Linked DNA regions of Homo sapiens: regions 1, 2, 4 and 5 are each linked to region 3. A link is a contact called in ENCODE Hi-C or POLR2A ChIA-PET data. All regions are on one chromosome and are shown on one strand. The core of a region is the stretch at or near the end of the contact, and the rest is flanking DNA. Distances in the headings are between cores, read along the strand shown. Region 1 overlaps LAMA3 (laminin subunit alpha 3). Region 2 overlaps ZNF521 (zinc finger protein 521). Region 3 has its middle 32 kb from the start of HRH4. Region 4 holds the start of ZNF521 (zinc finger protein 521). Region 5 overlaps LAMA3 (laminin subunit alpha 3).

Region 1 (2,700 bases), core at 179-2,678, 550 kb after region 3:
ATCTGAGACAAGAAAGACAGGTGCCCAAGGCTGCCTCAAGTAACCCTGGTGCAATTAACGCTGTGGCAGGGGGTAGGAGAGAGGAAGGGAGAGGGCACTCACAGAGCTCAGCCCTGGAGCTGTGGCCCCATCAGAGCGCCCCATCAGAGCCTTGAACTTGACAAACCTAGAAAAGCACCCCTCCTCTCTGGGGACAGAGGGAGTCCCAACTTTCCCTTCGTCTGGCATTCCCAAGATGGGTTTTTGAGATAATTTTGTTATTTCAGACATCAAATAACATTAAAACACATATTCCATTATTAAGTTATTCCTTTTTCAATTCTCTTTCTAGCGTTTGGACGAGGACAAGGAACAGCTTTTGGCTTTGTGCTAGTATGTCTTAAACACCCTCTTGATTACGTGTTAAGCACCTTTTTCTCCAAGCAAAGAACACATAGGTCACACTACTTAGTTTGATATTAACAGTGTTTGGTTTTCAAATGTTTATTTCTCAGGGTTATCTATTATTTATGGTAAAGAATATTGGGTTTCCATTTATGGGAGAGATAAAAAGATCCCATAGAAGCACATTTAAAATAAATAGTTTGATGGAGAGAAAACAGTTAAGCCAATGTTTTACCTTATGGCAAAGATGGTGAAAATGGCACAAATTACTGTAATTTGAAACACATTATGTTAACCAAAAAATCTCTGTCTATAACCTAAAACCTACGTTTTTGCATTCCCTGGAGGAGAAGCCAATAGATTCAGGTTTAGGAAGTGGCAGAGAAGCTCTATCTTCACCCTTTCAGGGCCTGCGTCTCAACCTGCACCTTAGAAATGAAGGCTTTGGGTTAAGAAATGGGCACTTACTCTATGTGGTTGTGAACATTAATTAGATCCTTAAAAATCATTTAAAGTATTTTGAGATTCTCATATGGTGAGTATTTTGAATATCTCATACAATTATGCCTATAATATAAGGTGAATTGTTTCTGTCCATGGCTCTGAACATAACTATTTACCTTTGGTTTCCCTGATGGAGGTGATCCCAGGTAAACTGGCGCTCTGATGCTGATGGTGGAGTTTCCAGGCAAACTTCCCTCCCGGGCCCTCAGTCCATCCACAACCAAGCGCCCCTTTTCCCCATCATGGCCAAACACCACCTTCAGAGTAAGAAAGATACGTGAGTTGTATTTTTACCTTTGACAATTGGTGTTGTATTTTATTAAATATTAGTGGCCAAATTAAAAAAAAATGTTTTCATGCTCCTTCAAATAGCTTCAAAAGATGAGAGATTTTTTCCTCCGGTTATCACTATCACCATCGTTTTGTGAGATTATGTGAAATACTGAACAAACTGAGCTCAAAAGGGGAACTGAAAAAAAAAGGTTGCTTAGAAGTGAACTAATCAAAAGAGATTATAGAATTCATCTGGAAACTTACACAAAAGAGAAACAGTTCAAGGCACAGCCACAGGCAACCCCCTCCATGTAACAAAGGGGCAGGGACAGTTTATACAGTGCTGGGGACGGGGGTGTGTTGGAGTCGTGGCACCCTGGGCTGGCCTCTTGGAGCAGGTAGAACGAGGGCACTTCTCTTCAAACAAGAGGAGTGTTTAAACTCTTTGCTAAAATTTCTGATCCCTGGGGTCTGGTGTGGATTCTGCCATCTCATAGGTGTGGTGAGACTATTCACTACGGACACTTCCATTTATATGCCAAGCTGTGACCTTTGGCCTCTACTGCCTGCTGACACCTGGGCTTGAAGGTCTGACAGGCCACTCAACCCTGAGATGTTCACGACAGAAATCCTCATTCTCCCCCAGCTCTGAACTGCTCTCCTCCTGGCCACATCTGCCTCTTCTCCATCTTCATCTCAGTAAATGCCCACTAATGACTCAATTGCTGGCCCCAAATCACAGGATGTGATCTGGACCCTCTCTTCCTCTCACCCTCTATATGTGATCCATCAGCAAGGCCGCGTGGTTCTACCTTCAGCATGCGTCCTGGCGGTCACTTCTCCCGACCTCCCCACAGCCTCCGCAAGCAAAGGCAATAGCAGCCATGTGGGCCCCCTGCTGCTACTCTTGCCCCCTGGCAGTCTCTTCAGCTAAAGAATTAAATAATATATGAATCTGTACATGTAAGAGTTTTATTTTTTTTATTTTTATTTTTTTGACAGAGTCTTGCTCTGTCGCCCAGGCTGGAGTGCAGTGGTGTGATCTCGGCTCACTGCAACCTCCACCTCCTGAGTTCAAGCGATTCTCCTGCCTCAGCCTCCTGAGTAGCTGGGATTACAGGTGCATGCCACCATGCCCAGCTAATGTTTGTATTTTTAGTAAAGATGGGGTTTCACCATGTTGGTCGGGCTGGTCTCGAACTCCTGACCTTGTGATCAGCCCGCCTTGGCCTCCCAAAGTGCTGGGATTACAGGCATGAGCCACCGCGCCTGGCCAAGAGTTTTAAGACTCTTTAAAAGCTTTACAGACACTTTCAAATAAAGTCCAAAGTCGGAGCTTGGCCTTCAAAGCTTAAATGATCTGGGCTCTGTCTTCCTCTCTAATTCCATTTCTTATTGCTTTGTGTTTTGTTCATTCAGCTAATTCCCACCTCCAGGTCCTTGTTATTTGCTCTTCCCTCTTCCTGGAACCCCCTCCCCATAACTTCATGTGACTACCACCTGCTGTACCAGGGCTTTCTCTACTGCCTTATTTAAAAT
Region 2 (2,700 bases), core at 16-2,515, 670 kb before region 3:
GCAGCTATGTTCCTACATAGGAAAAGATTTGAATTATATTTTTGTATTAAAAGTCTACAAACAACAGAAAGAAGAAAGATTGACAGTGTACAATATAGTGAAGTGTATTTCTATTACGTCAGTGGGTAATGTGTGCATATGTGTCTTTATCTCTTCTTTAAAAATAATGATTTGCAATCTTTTTAATGTGCAGGCATAATGATCTAGAACCAGAAATATATCCTATGGCAAAATGATAACAAGAATCTTGTTTAAAAAAATCCAGTTAACTTCAGCCCACACATTGAGGCAAATTCTATTTATCTAGTGAATTTCAAATTTACTCAGCTACTTTGGAATTTTGAATATCGTGATAGCAATTCATTCTGTTTATGCTTCCCACTTGAGCTACAGTCAAAGGGTAGAGAATGAAGTATATAGCAACAGGTTTGATTTGTAGAAAAATCTGTACCCTGTGTCTTTTATTTCATTAAAAAGAGTAGAAAAACTTGAATGTGATGGAACAGCAGAGATTGTGTTGAGAAAGTGAGTTTTAAAGATTTTTTTCAAATCTGTATTTATAAAGGAAAACTTTAAAAAATGGATAGCACTTTTGTGTTATATGTGGACTAACCTACCTTTAAGACTTTTTGACAGGAGAGACTAGAAGCGGTTGGTGGTTTCTGGAAATAATGGCTGTAGGCTGTAACTGATGATTTAAGCCAATTAAACACACAGAGTGGTTCTTTTTGGTGTTGTTTGGCAGAAAACGATGAAATGGTGTTGCCTGATAAGGAAGAGCCCAGCGTATGTGTGATTTCTTATGCACATGTGCTAGAATCAGTGCAACTCATAAATTCAAATTACTTTTAAAAGCTGGTCATGATACATTTGCTCATTAACCATATGGAAAATGGCACTCAGGAATTTTCTACAGTGTGTTTTCAAAGAAAGAATCCAATTGCAGGCAGACATTCCTTAGTACAGTGTTTATGCAGCTGTACTTGTGATTAAATTACACCAACTCAGGCCCACATGTAGCCACAGAACTTATTACTTTGAGTACAAAGCACCTTGTAGGAGTATGAGAACTCTCATTGTGATGTTTTTTGGCCTCTTGGCCACTGTATCAAGCAAGCATCAAAAGTCATGCATGTGCTCTGAGGTCTCTGGAGAAGGAGCTGTGGGACAGAACAGAGCTGCTCACACTGTATGAGGAACTTTGACAGTCTACCGGGGGACGGTGGGATTGCTGCTGTCAGCAGTTCCAACAGCGCAAACAGTGTGAAGAAGCTTCCACAGGGATTGAATTACTGAAGACTTCTGCTCCGTGTTTTTTGGTATAATTGAGAGCACAGAGGGAGCTTGATTTCTCTGTCTTATGATTTGAAGGTGAAGACAAGAGCCTGCAGGGCTCTGTCAGAGTTATGGGCATGCTCAACCCAGACTTCAGAAAAATCTAATTCCCATAAAACCTTACAAGGCTGAATTGCTTACCTGAATATAAAAGATTTACTTTCACTGAATCATTTAACACACAACCATATTAATTGCATTTTGAAAAAGAAAAGAAGCATAGAATACAGTACAACTGAAAAACCATATGGGGTTAAAAGAGTGCTTCAGTTTAAAATGCATGTTTGAAAGTGAAACTGGTGTGTACAGATGCTCTGACATACTTAGCCACACACGAACACGAAAGTCATATCTTTCGGAAAGAGCACGACATCGGTGTTCATTATTATCTCTATTGAAAATGAATTAATACCCCTTCCTCTGTATTCTGGAGGGGCAGACCTATCCAGGTGTATTGCATTTATACTGCGCCAGTGGGTATAACTATTATTCTGATTACACAAAAACAAATAAGAGTAAAAAATGCCAGCTGGTCATCTTCTGTCACTTTCAGCATAAATAGTGAATTGAGTGCCCCCCTCCTGGGGGTGCCCAGGGAGGGGCAGCAGTGTGATCTCCTGGCACTCTAACCACCTTTTCCTTCCTTTTTCACACATAGTCTGACCCAAATGCTTCCCTTGTATGGGGAGAAGCCAACCGTGACAACTTAGTCCCAGAGCGAGGGCAAAAATCTCCTGAGATATGCTCCCAAATAGGAAAGGATAGCATTGCTATACCCGCATGCAGTTTAAATTAAACTGATAGTAACACACAGGACTACTTTGATCTTCCTAGTTTCTTTCCGTGCAAAAATGTGGTCAAAATGCATGATAAATATGAAACCTTCTTGAAATGGTAGCTTGCTGTTTGGACTCAGGTGCTGGCCTGGGAGGAAGTGTTTCATGTACAGGCTTTCTTCTTGCAAAATGAAGGTGTTCCATCTTTGACCACCACTTAACCTCATCTATTGGGGTTGGCTCTCCTGCCCTGTCACGACTACTTGGACATCTTTAGACATGCTTCCATCAGAAAGCAAGTTAACCCACTCCGGGGACAGCCCTGCAAGGCACAGAAGCTGCAGGAGTATTTACACAGTTAACCAGCATACTTTATTTAACTATTCCTACTTCAAGCTATTTGGCAGGGAAGTGGGGGGGATACCACCCTAGAACAAATACCAATTGTTAGCTTCACTTTCACATTGCCAGCAAGCAGATCTTTTCCAACTGGGAGTAATATCCTGTTAGCTATGTTTAATTCCTATTTTACCTGGGGGATTGAGAGTACCAAATGATTTCAGCTGCTCAGGCATTACATTTCGATCTG
Region 3 (2,700 bases), core at 192-2,691:
AGCATTTCTTTGTATATACATATGCCACAATTCAGTTATCTATTTTATTGTTGATGGATATCTGTGACATTTCCAACTTGGGGACATTGTGAATAAAGCTGTTGTAAGCATTCTTGCACGGGTCTTTGATGGCATATGCAACTCTGTGGTGTAGACTTAGGAGACGAATTACTGGTTCATAGAATCAGTATCTATTGAAGGGTTTTAAATACTGCCAACAATTTTCCTAAGTGGTTCAACCAATTTGCACTTTCAGCCAAAGGATCTGGGAGGTTCAGTTGTTTCATACCCTTGCCCCTTCTAGGGGATGGGGAAGAGGTCATATTGACAGAGAAACAGCTTGGGGCAACCTTCAGGGGCAATAAAAATATTCCATATATCAACCTGGTTGGTGGTCATATAGGGGTCACAATTTTTACATAAGTATGTAAAAATTGATCAAGGTACAGGTTTAAGGTTATACACTTGTATGTAGGTTCTGCCTCAATGAGAGATGAGAGAGCAAGAGATTAAAAAGACAACAACCAAATGTAACGGGTGAAACTTGATTGGCTCCTGGTTCAAAACAAAAAACACTTATCAGAGACAGTTTTGAATCACTTGGAGAAGTTTTAATATGGCCTGGATATTAGATGTTATTAGGGAATTCTTTTTCATTATCTTAGGTGTGATCATTGTATTGGGGTTATTTAGGAGAATGTTAGTATTAGGAAATGCATGCTCGGGTATTTAATTAGGGATAAATTGTCATGCTGCCTGTAACTTACTTTCTAATGTTTCAGCAAATGTGTCTGTGTGTGGGCGGGGGGGGGGGGTCTGTGTGTGTGTACACATAAAGATAAAAACAAAACAACAAAACAAATATGGAAAAAAATGTTAACCATTGTTGAATCTAGGTGGTGGATATGAACTTGTTATATTATTTTTTCAACTTTTCTGAATATTTAAAACTTTCCAAAACAAAAATAAAATGTGTTTGGGGGAAGATATAGAGAGTTGAAGTGACCAGCTTAAAATAACAAGGTAACAAGGAGAAGACCCTAAAAGAAAATTCTAGCAATCTTGACCCTCTCTGTGCCATCCTGTACATTGTCGCTTCCCGGTGTTCAAGACTGATTGTTAAATTTGAATATGTTTTTTAAATTTTATTTCCTTCTTCAAAGTGCTTCCAAGAGTCTAACAGGAAAGCACAAAGACACCCCTAGATTTCTCTTATAAATAAACTTGCATTCTGCCTGCAAATCAAACCTCCCCCTGCCCCCATCTCTCGCCTGTTACACAGCTACTTTCAAAATCACTCCACAATCATTTGACCCATGTCCATATTCCCTTTTTCTAATGCAAAAGCTAAATTGAAAGCTAAGCGGCCCTGGCAGCCCACAAAACCCCATGATTTCTGCCCTGAGCGGGAGGGGACCCGGTGAAACGCCGCGCCGCTGTTTCAGGTTCACTGCCCAGCTGCCACGCTCAGCCGAGCTTCTCAGGTGGCTGGGCCACTTTGAAGGTTTACTTTCAATTAAAAAAAAAAATAAGAAAGAAGCCAAATCAGCAGCTGTCAGGGATGCAGGGGAGATTTATTCCGGGTGGTCAAAGGGGAGCGTGGTCCCCAGTAAAGGCCTAAAGTTAGGCAGGAAGGAAATTCAAGCTGGAGAGAGAAATTCCTCCTGGCAAGGTCAGCCGATGCTGGGCTAGTCCTTCTGGGTAAGGCTGCCCGATTCCTATTGCTGGACCTGCTCAAAAGGGAGCCGAGGAGTCGGCTTGCAGACACTTGGAGAGTGGGTTTGGGGAGGGAGACTGTCCAGGGGGAGCTTTGAAAGCAGAGCTTATTAATCAGATGAAACCAGGCCTGAGGGATCCAAACATGACTGATTTTCAAATTGCTTCCTGATTCAAAAGCTGGTGTTGCCCACCTCAAAATGTGATGAGGTGAAGAGGCCAGGTCCCTGGGCAGTTCTGCATGCATCGAGCTTCCATTGAAGTCGGCCTGTGTGAAGAAGCAGAGCAGCTGTGCAGAGCGGAGCTGGAGTGGGGGGCTGTGGTTTTATCACCTTTCATTTCCTGTCTCAGTTCTGATATGGCTTTAGACGTTTCACATGCAAGTGTGAAAACTAGCATGTGCTTTGCAGAAGGAATCAGCCAAGCGCCCCGCTAACCCTGATCAATGCCCTGGTAACTTCTAGAACCAATCAGTCAAGCTACATGCATGGGTTTTAAACTATTCTCATCCCCTCTCCCCTGTTTACAGCCATGTTATTTATCCACGCAATCCCGGAAGTAATTGGAATATAGAAGCTCGAGTGGGTTCTATGCCCTCTCCATTTCCTCTGGACGTACTAATTATCCATGTTATACCCGCTTGCTTCTTACCATGGGTAATAAGGGTTATCACTGACGCTGTTAGTTAAGCTAATAGACATTGCCCAGATATCCCAGACCTCATTAGGTATTTAAGATACCTATATGTTTTTTATATTTTTATATATATTTCAAATACCTATATTTATTTTATATTTGTATGCATTTTAAATACCTAATGAGGTATTTAAAATACATAAATGTATGTAAATATATGTATTTAAATAAATACATATATGTATATATAAAATACATATATGTATATATAAAATACATATATGTATTTAAATAAATAAATATATGTATATATAAAATACATATATGTATTAATATATGTATATATAA
Region 4 (2,700 bases), core at 171-2,670, 860 kb before region 3:
CAGTCATGCAAAGTTAAATTTGACTACAACTATGATTTCACTTTAGGAATTACTGCAGATGGATTGAAAACTCATTTAATTATAATGAAGATATTGAAAAAAAACATACTGTATTTGCAGCTATCCACATGAGGGTCCAGGCAGTTTACAGGTTAGACTGGAAAAAATACAACTTCCTTAAAGCTTTGATGTCTTTGCATGGTGGCTTAATAGATAGCTGTACCTTAATTTTACAGAACGGAGAATTTTTAAAATCTGATTAAGAACAATAGTATTTGTACAAAATTCTGCCTGTTTTGTGTAATTAACCGTATTCTGAATCTCTTAATTTCCACCAAGACTTGTGAATCTAAGCTCTACTTGGTAGCCCTCTCAGGCATTTATAACTTGACAAGCGTGTCCAATCAATAAATAGCAACAACAATAATAATACTAAAACATCCTTTCCCTTAAGATAAGGTAAAAGAAGGAAACAGGTGATGGTTTCTTGTTTTGCGATGGGAGCAGGTGAAAAGTTAGAAAACAAAACTGCGAAAAGAAACAAAAATTCCCACCGACCTGCAGACATTTCAATTTATTTTAGAAACTATTTTCTTGTACACATATTCTTAAGTGCATATTTCCTTACCTCTTGCTTAAAGAAAAAATCAACAGAAAGCTTTATTTTCTGGACAAAGATCTATGTCAATTTGAGAATGTTAAAAAAGTGAACTCAAAGCTGTCTCTTTTGAATCACATTATGACATTCGTCAGCATCAATGACTTTCTCTAAACGAGAAAATAAAAAAAAAGTCCAAATAACTTGCCTTTATAAAGATTCCAAGTAAGAGAGACTTGGCAGGTCTGCGGTTGCCATAAAAAAGATTTCCCGAGTCCGGGCAACAACAGCAGACACACTTTTTTAAAGTCCGACAATGCAAAAGCCAAGCAATGAATTTCCCCCCTCCTTTCTTTTTCTTTTTCTTTTTCTTTTTTTTTTTTTTTTTTTTTGCCCCCTCAAGAACAAATTGTTGCCTCCTTTTACATCCATCCTACCAGAAGGGGGACCTTTCCACTTTCAGATGCTCCTCTGCTTTAATTTCTGAAGAGGAAAAAAAGCGAGCAGAAGAGCCCCGAGATCCGCCGTGGAGCTCTAATAACGCAGCTGCGGCGGCGGCGACGGCGGCGGCGCGGGGTGTGCGAGCGGCCGGGCGGGCGGCGCGAGGGGCGGCGGCGCAGGAGCGGGCGGGGCGCGCGGCGCGTGGGAGGCGGCGGCGGCGGCGGCGGCGGCGGGCGGGGCTCGGGGCGCTCGGCCGCCGCCTGGCTCCGGATCCGCGCGCCGCGGCCGGCGCCTCCAGTCCGGGTCTTGGCGGGCCCCCTCCTCCCTCCCGCTCCCCGCGCTCTCGCCTTTTAATCATGCCCCTCTGTCTGTGTGTGAGTGCAGGCAGGCTGACAATGATTTCCTCAGTGATTACGTACAGAGCGAGTCCCTGCGGGTTAGGGGCCCCCTCTGGAGCCATCCTGATGGCTTTGGGGGCCTTGCTTCCATTTTCCATTATTATGTGGACTACCGGAGCGACAGCGCAGTCCAAGACCTTGCAGGTTTGTGATGAGGAGGGAGCACACAGCACACTCCTTCTCCTCCTCCTGCTCCCGGCTCTCCTCCTCCTCCTCCTCCTGCTCTCGCCGCCGCTGCCGCCGCCGCTGCCGCCGCTGCTGCCGCCGCCGCTGCCGAGGCAGCCGTAGACTTTAGAGCCCCGGTCCAGCGCCAGCCGCCGGCGCCGCGCCCCCGCCCAGAGAGGGGCGCCCCGAGCCCGGGCCCCGCACACCCCCTGCACACAAGCAGCCCCGCACACCACCTGGGGGCCGTCGGCTCGGGTGCTTTGGCTTTTTCTTTTTGAAAGAAATTACTTTAGTGTGGGTTAAGAAAAAAAGGGTGGGGGGAAGGGAGAAAAAAAGTATTTTTTTCCCTTTGCTTATTTTCGTGGCCCGTTCGCATCTGCCTCGGATGGTGGGAGATTTTTCTTTCCAAGACCTTTTCATCGCCTTGCAGGGTCGATTTCCCCCCCTCGTCCCCCCAACTACAAAAGAGCACGACTCGCTTTGTAAACAAATCAGTGTTATTTGTTTTTTTCCGGTGGGGGGGGGGGCGGATTTGTTGAAAAGGAAAAGCGGTAAAGAAAAAAAAAATCACCCAGACGCTTTTCTTTTTATTAGTTTTTTTCTATTCGCATGAACTATGTGAATTTTGATTGAGGTGGAAATAGTAACGGATTTTCTCTTTTTAGTGTAGCTGACGGCTCTTCAAACATTGTCTTTGGGGTTTTTTTTTTAGCTTTTTTTCCCTCCTTTCCTTTTTTCTTTTTCCTTTTTTTTTTTTTTTCTTGGAGATTGGGGGTGGGGGTCGAAGGCTGGGAAAGTTTGGTGCAGCAGCCGCCGCCGCCGCCGCCGCCGTCGTGCAGAGCGCGGAGCTCGGGCAGCCGCGAGCCCCGCGCGCGAGCGCGAGCCGGAGCCGGAGCGAGGAGCGGAGCGCGGAGCGAGGGCGCGAGGGAGGCCGAGCGGAGGGCGCGAGGCGCCGCGGCCCGAGGGGCGCGCGGCCACGAGGAAGTATAGTTTCTTTCAGGGCTGAATTGAAACAACTTCAGCTGTTTGCTTTTAGGATGTCTCGCCGCAAGCAAGCGAAACCGAGATCCCTCAAAGGTAAGGAGGAACCCCCTGCTC
Region 5 (2,700 bases), core at 121-2,620, 660 kb after region 3:
CCATAGGAGACAGCGGCCAGATCGAGGCACATTTTTTGAAGACAAGGATGTTCAAATTTAAAAAGAAGCTAAAAATTGCTTCCAATCTGCCTCCTGGGTTATGGATTTATAAGAAGCTGTGTGAAGGTCAAATACTGCATGTTCTCACTTATAAATGGTAGCTAAGCAATGGGTACATATGGACATACAGAGTGTAATAACAGACACTGGAGACTATGAAAAGTGGAGGGATGGGAGGGGGTGTTGAAAAAGTACCTATTAGGTACAATGTTCACTATTTGGGTGATGGGTACACTAGAAGCCCAGACTTCACCACTATGTTATATATGCATATAAGAAACTTGTACTTGTACCCCTAAATATATAAAACTAAATAAATTTTTAAAAGAAGCTATGGAATTTGGGAACCAAAAATCAAATATGTGGCCTCATGACCAAGAACTGAGCTATGCCATTCATGGGGTCAATGTCTGAATCTCCTATCTTCAGTGTCATAACAATAGAGAAGGCACACTGTAATGCCTGCTCCTGGGCTAAGGATCCAGTGGACAGCTAAGACAATGCAAAATTAGCAGGCTGAAACAGATGCGAAAGAAGGAGAGGATAAAAACCTCTCATTCAAAATAAGCCAATATGCCTGTAAACAAAATTCAAAACACATAAATTGAATATTAAGAAAGACAGGTAACAAAATAATCAGAGATGAGTTCACTTCAGATGAGGTGAATTTTATGGAATAGTCTGAGAAAGACTTTAAATATACTGGCCCATGATCTGAAATCCCCAAACTCTGAAAAGGAAATAGGTTTTGTAACTGTTTTGGTGGCAAACCTAACCTAACCAATAATCATTTGCTGGCAAAGTCTGAACTAAACTGATATAAGTCTATGTATATAGTCAGTTAGTGTCTCCCTAGGTGTGCCTATTCATGCTTTTCACTGGAGAAATATTAACCTGTTTGATTATAGGGTATTATCCCAGACCTCACTGGAGATGTTATCTTTTTTCAAATCTTAAAAATTTTGAATTCTGAAATACACCTGGCTCCAAGGCCTTTAGGATACTAAAAAAGCTAAATGAAGAAGTAACTTCCACTTAAAAGTACATGAAGTTTTGAAACAAAAACTGGCAGAAAAGACAAGAAAAAATAAATATGATAAAGAGCCAATTGAAAAGTTTTAAAAGTATAAATTAAACTGAATCAATAAGCTGGATAATTTCTAGACCAGAGATAGTGAAATAAAATATTTCCGTATTGTAAAAGAGCCTTGAGGTCCTGCTGACTAGCTCTGTGCTATAGCTCTGGGTTAAATCAGAGGTTAGAACCTCCTAGATGAGTCATCAGCATCACTTCCTGGTGGTTGCCCCTTCTCAACGGTACCTCTTGTTGTCTAGGGAACACACACACACAAATACACACACACATACATATACCTGTATATGTACGTGTATGTGCATTTTATGTATATATGTATGTATGTACACCTATATACATGTATGTGTGTATGTGTGTATACACACATAGCATGTGTAGGGAGGGATACAGCAAACTTAGTATTAGAATGAAGTAGAGGGAAGATCATTTAGGTTTTTTATGCATATCTATATTGTTTTACTTGTTACAAGTAAATATTATTTCGTAGCATGAAAATTCAAATAAAATGAAGACTTTACTTAAGAAATATACTTAAAAACCTTTAACTGCTACCTTCAAAATGTTAGAAATGTAGTTTACAAAAATGTACACATCTAAAAGTTCAGTTACAATTAACTCCACATATATTTTCATCCCACAAATTTAATCCCCCAAATGAATATTTTCCTCAAAAGGACAAAACAGAGAATGTTACAGAGAGCAAAGAATAAAAATATAGTGGAGGAAGTCTTTCAGTGTCTTCATTTTGAAGTGTTGTGTATTCTTATTGTTATGGTTGATATCCTATAGCTCTAACTCGAATCTGAAATCAGTATGATCTTAAATTTGGTTCTGAAGTTCGAAGAACTCCTGGAAGAAAAGTAATACCAAGACCTGTAGTAACCTGTCCTCCAAGCCATGAGGTAGGTGCCAGGGGATGTAGAAGTTCCGGATTCTGAGCTCAAGGAATTCAGCTGCTACAAATTGCTTAGCCTAAGGGGTTGAACAGTCAGTGAGTGTGGTATCCTTTTAGGGTAAGCTGTGTCATTTCTGGACGCTTACTAGATTGAGTCTCATCTGTCTTTTAAGAGAAATCTTGCCCTGAATCATGTAGAACAGGATGCCCCCTTCTAAGTCCAGATAACCAAAAAGAAAGGATTCTATAGATGCCCACATCCCCTGCCATGTCTAGAAAGTGCTCAAAGAACAACCTGAACATGGCTCCATGTAGCGTACCATCCAGCCCCACCCTAAATCAGATAGTTCAGCAAATGTTGATAAACACCTCTGAGAAATTCTTCCAGGTTCCCCTGAATTTGAGAAGCAACTGTGGCCAAGTATTTTTAGCAGATACAGATGGGGAGGTAGTAATAACTTTGATAATAAATAAAAGGCTGGCCCACCTCTCTCCCGCTGAGGTCCACCATGACAGGGTGTGCAGGTGTGGGCTGCCTCACTGCCACGGGTCTTGGCTCCCCATCAAGCAGGAAGTGTCTGGCCTCACAAGCCAGGGTACAGGGGAATCTGGTCACTGGCAAATGCTGGTAGAGTAAGCAACTTCAACA

What was found. Hi-C counts contacts between places; a loop is a spot of excess contacts on that map. ChIA-PET counts read pairs that join two places held with the same protein, here RNA polymerase II (POLR2A). Pooled maps may share reads with other maps.
Region 1: a pooled map shows a loop between it and region 3 (6-fold over the local background). The contact joins two enhancer-like sites. A Hi-C loop is called at or near these places in 1 of 168 maps with a recorded cell type or tissue (mammary epithelial cell), 2 of 37 single-sample maps with no recorded cell type and 2 of 50 pooled maps. POLR2A ChIA-PET finds 5 or more read pairs at or near these places in 2 of 52 experiments (HEK293 and PC-9).
Region 2: a pooled map shows a loop between it and region 3 (18-fold over the local background). The contact joins two enhancer-like sites. A Hi-C loop is called at or near these places in 2 of 37 single-sample maps with no recorded cell type and 3 of 50 pooled maps.
Region 4: a loop to region 3 is called in a pooled map, with 5 times the contacts of the local background. The contact joins the promoter of ZNF521 here to the enhancer-like site in region 3. A Hi-C loop is called at or near these places in 1 of 37 single-sample maps with no recorded cell type and 5 of 50 pooled maps.
Region 5: a map of K562 shows a loop between it and region 3 (8-fold over the local background). The contact joins two enhancer-like sites. A Hi-C loop is called at or near these places in 2 of 168 maps with a recorded cell type or tissue (K562 and chondrocyte) and 5 of 50 pooled maps.

Annotation. Positions count from the first base shown.
Region 1 is chr18:23,944,589-23,947,288 of GRCh38, reverse strand. LAMA3 (laminin subunit alpha 3) reads right to left here. Exons shown (of 75, transcript NM_198129.4): 70 at 1,005-1,145. Among named protein-coding and RNA genes, the nearest start is that of LINC02958, 37 kb to the left of the region's middle. Within about 2 kb of position 1,428, at least 3 of the 41 ENCODE cell types and tissues checked have a DNase peak (open chromatin) inside an H3K27ac peak, as active enhancers do.
Region 2 is chr18:25,163,973-25,166,672 of GRCh38, reverse strand. All of the region lies in intron 5 of ZNF521 (zinc finger protein 521), which reads left to right. Among named protein-coding and RNA genes, the nearest start is that of LINC01894, 180 kb to the right of the region's middle. RefSeq lists an enhancer at 367-1,969. Within about 2 kb of position 1,265, at least 4 of the 41 ENCODE cell types and tissues checked have a DNase peak (open chromatin) inside an H3K27ac peak, as active enhancers do.
Region 3 is chr18:24,491,437-24,494,136 of GRCh38, reverse strand. No RefSeq gene overlaps it. Among named protein-coding and RNA genes, the nearest start is that of HRH4, 32 kb to the right of the region's middle. RefSeq lists an enhancer at 1,747-1,916 and a silencer at 2,097-2,156. Within about 2 kb of position 1,441, at least 2 of the 41 ENCODE cell types and tissues checked have a DNase peak (open chromatin) inside an H3K27ac peak, as active enhancers do.
Region 4 is chr18:25,350,886-25,353,585 of GRCh38, reverse strand. ZNF521 (zinc finger protein 521) reads left to right here and starts at 1,420. Exons shown (of 8, transcript NM_015461.3): 1 at 1,420-1,581; 2 at 2,639-2,679. The coding sequence starts at 2,640. RefSeq lists a silencer at 1,325-1,394.
Region 5 is chr18:23,827,306-23,830,005 of GRCh38, reverse strand. LAMA3 (laminin subunit alpha 3) reads right to left here. Exons shown (of 75, transcript NM_198129.4): 23 at 2,539-2,692. Among named protein-coding and RNA genes, the nearest start is that of LAMA3, 140 kb to the right of the region's middle. Within about 2 kb of position 1,370, at least 4 of the 41 ENCODE cell types and tissues checked have a DNase peak (open chromatin) inside an H3K27ac peak, as active enhancers do.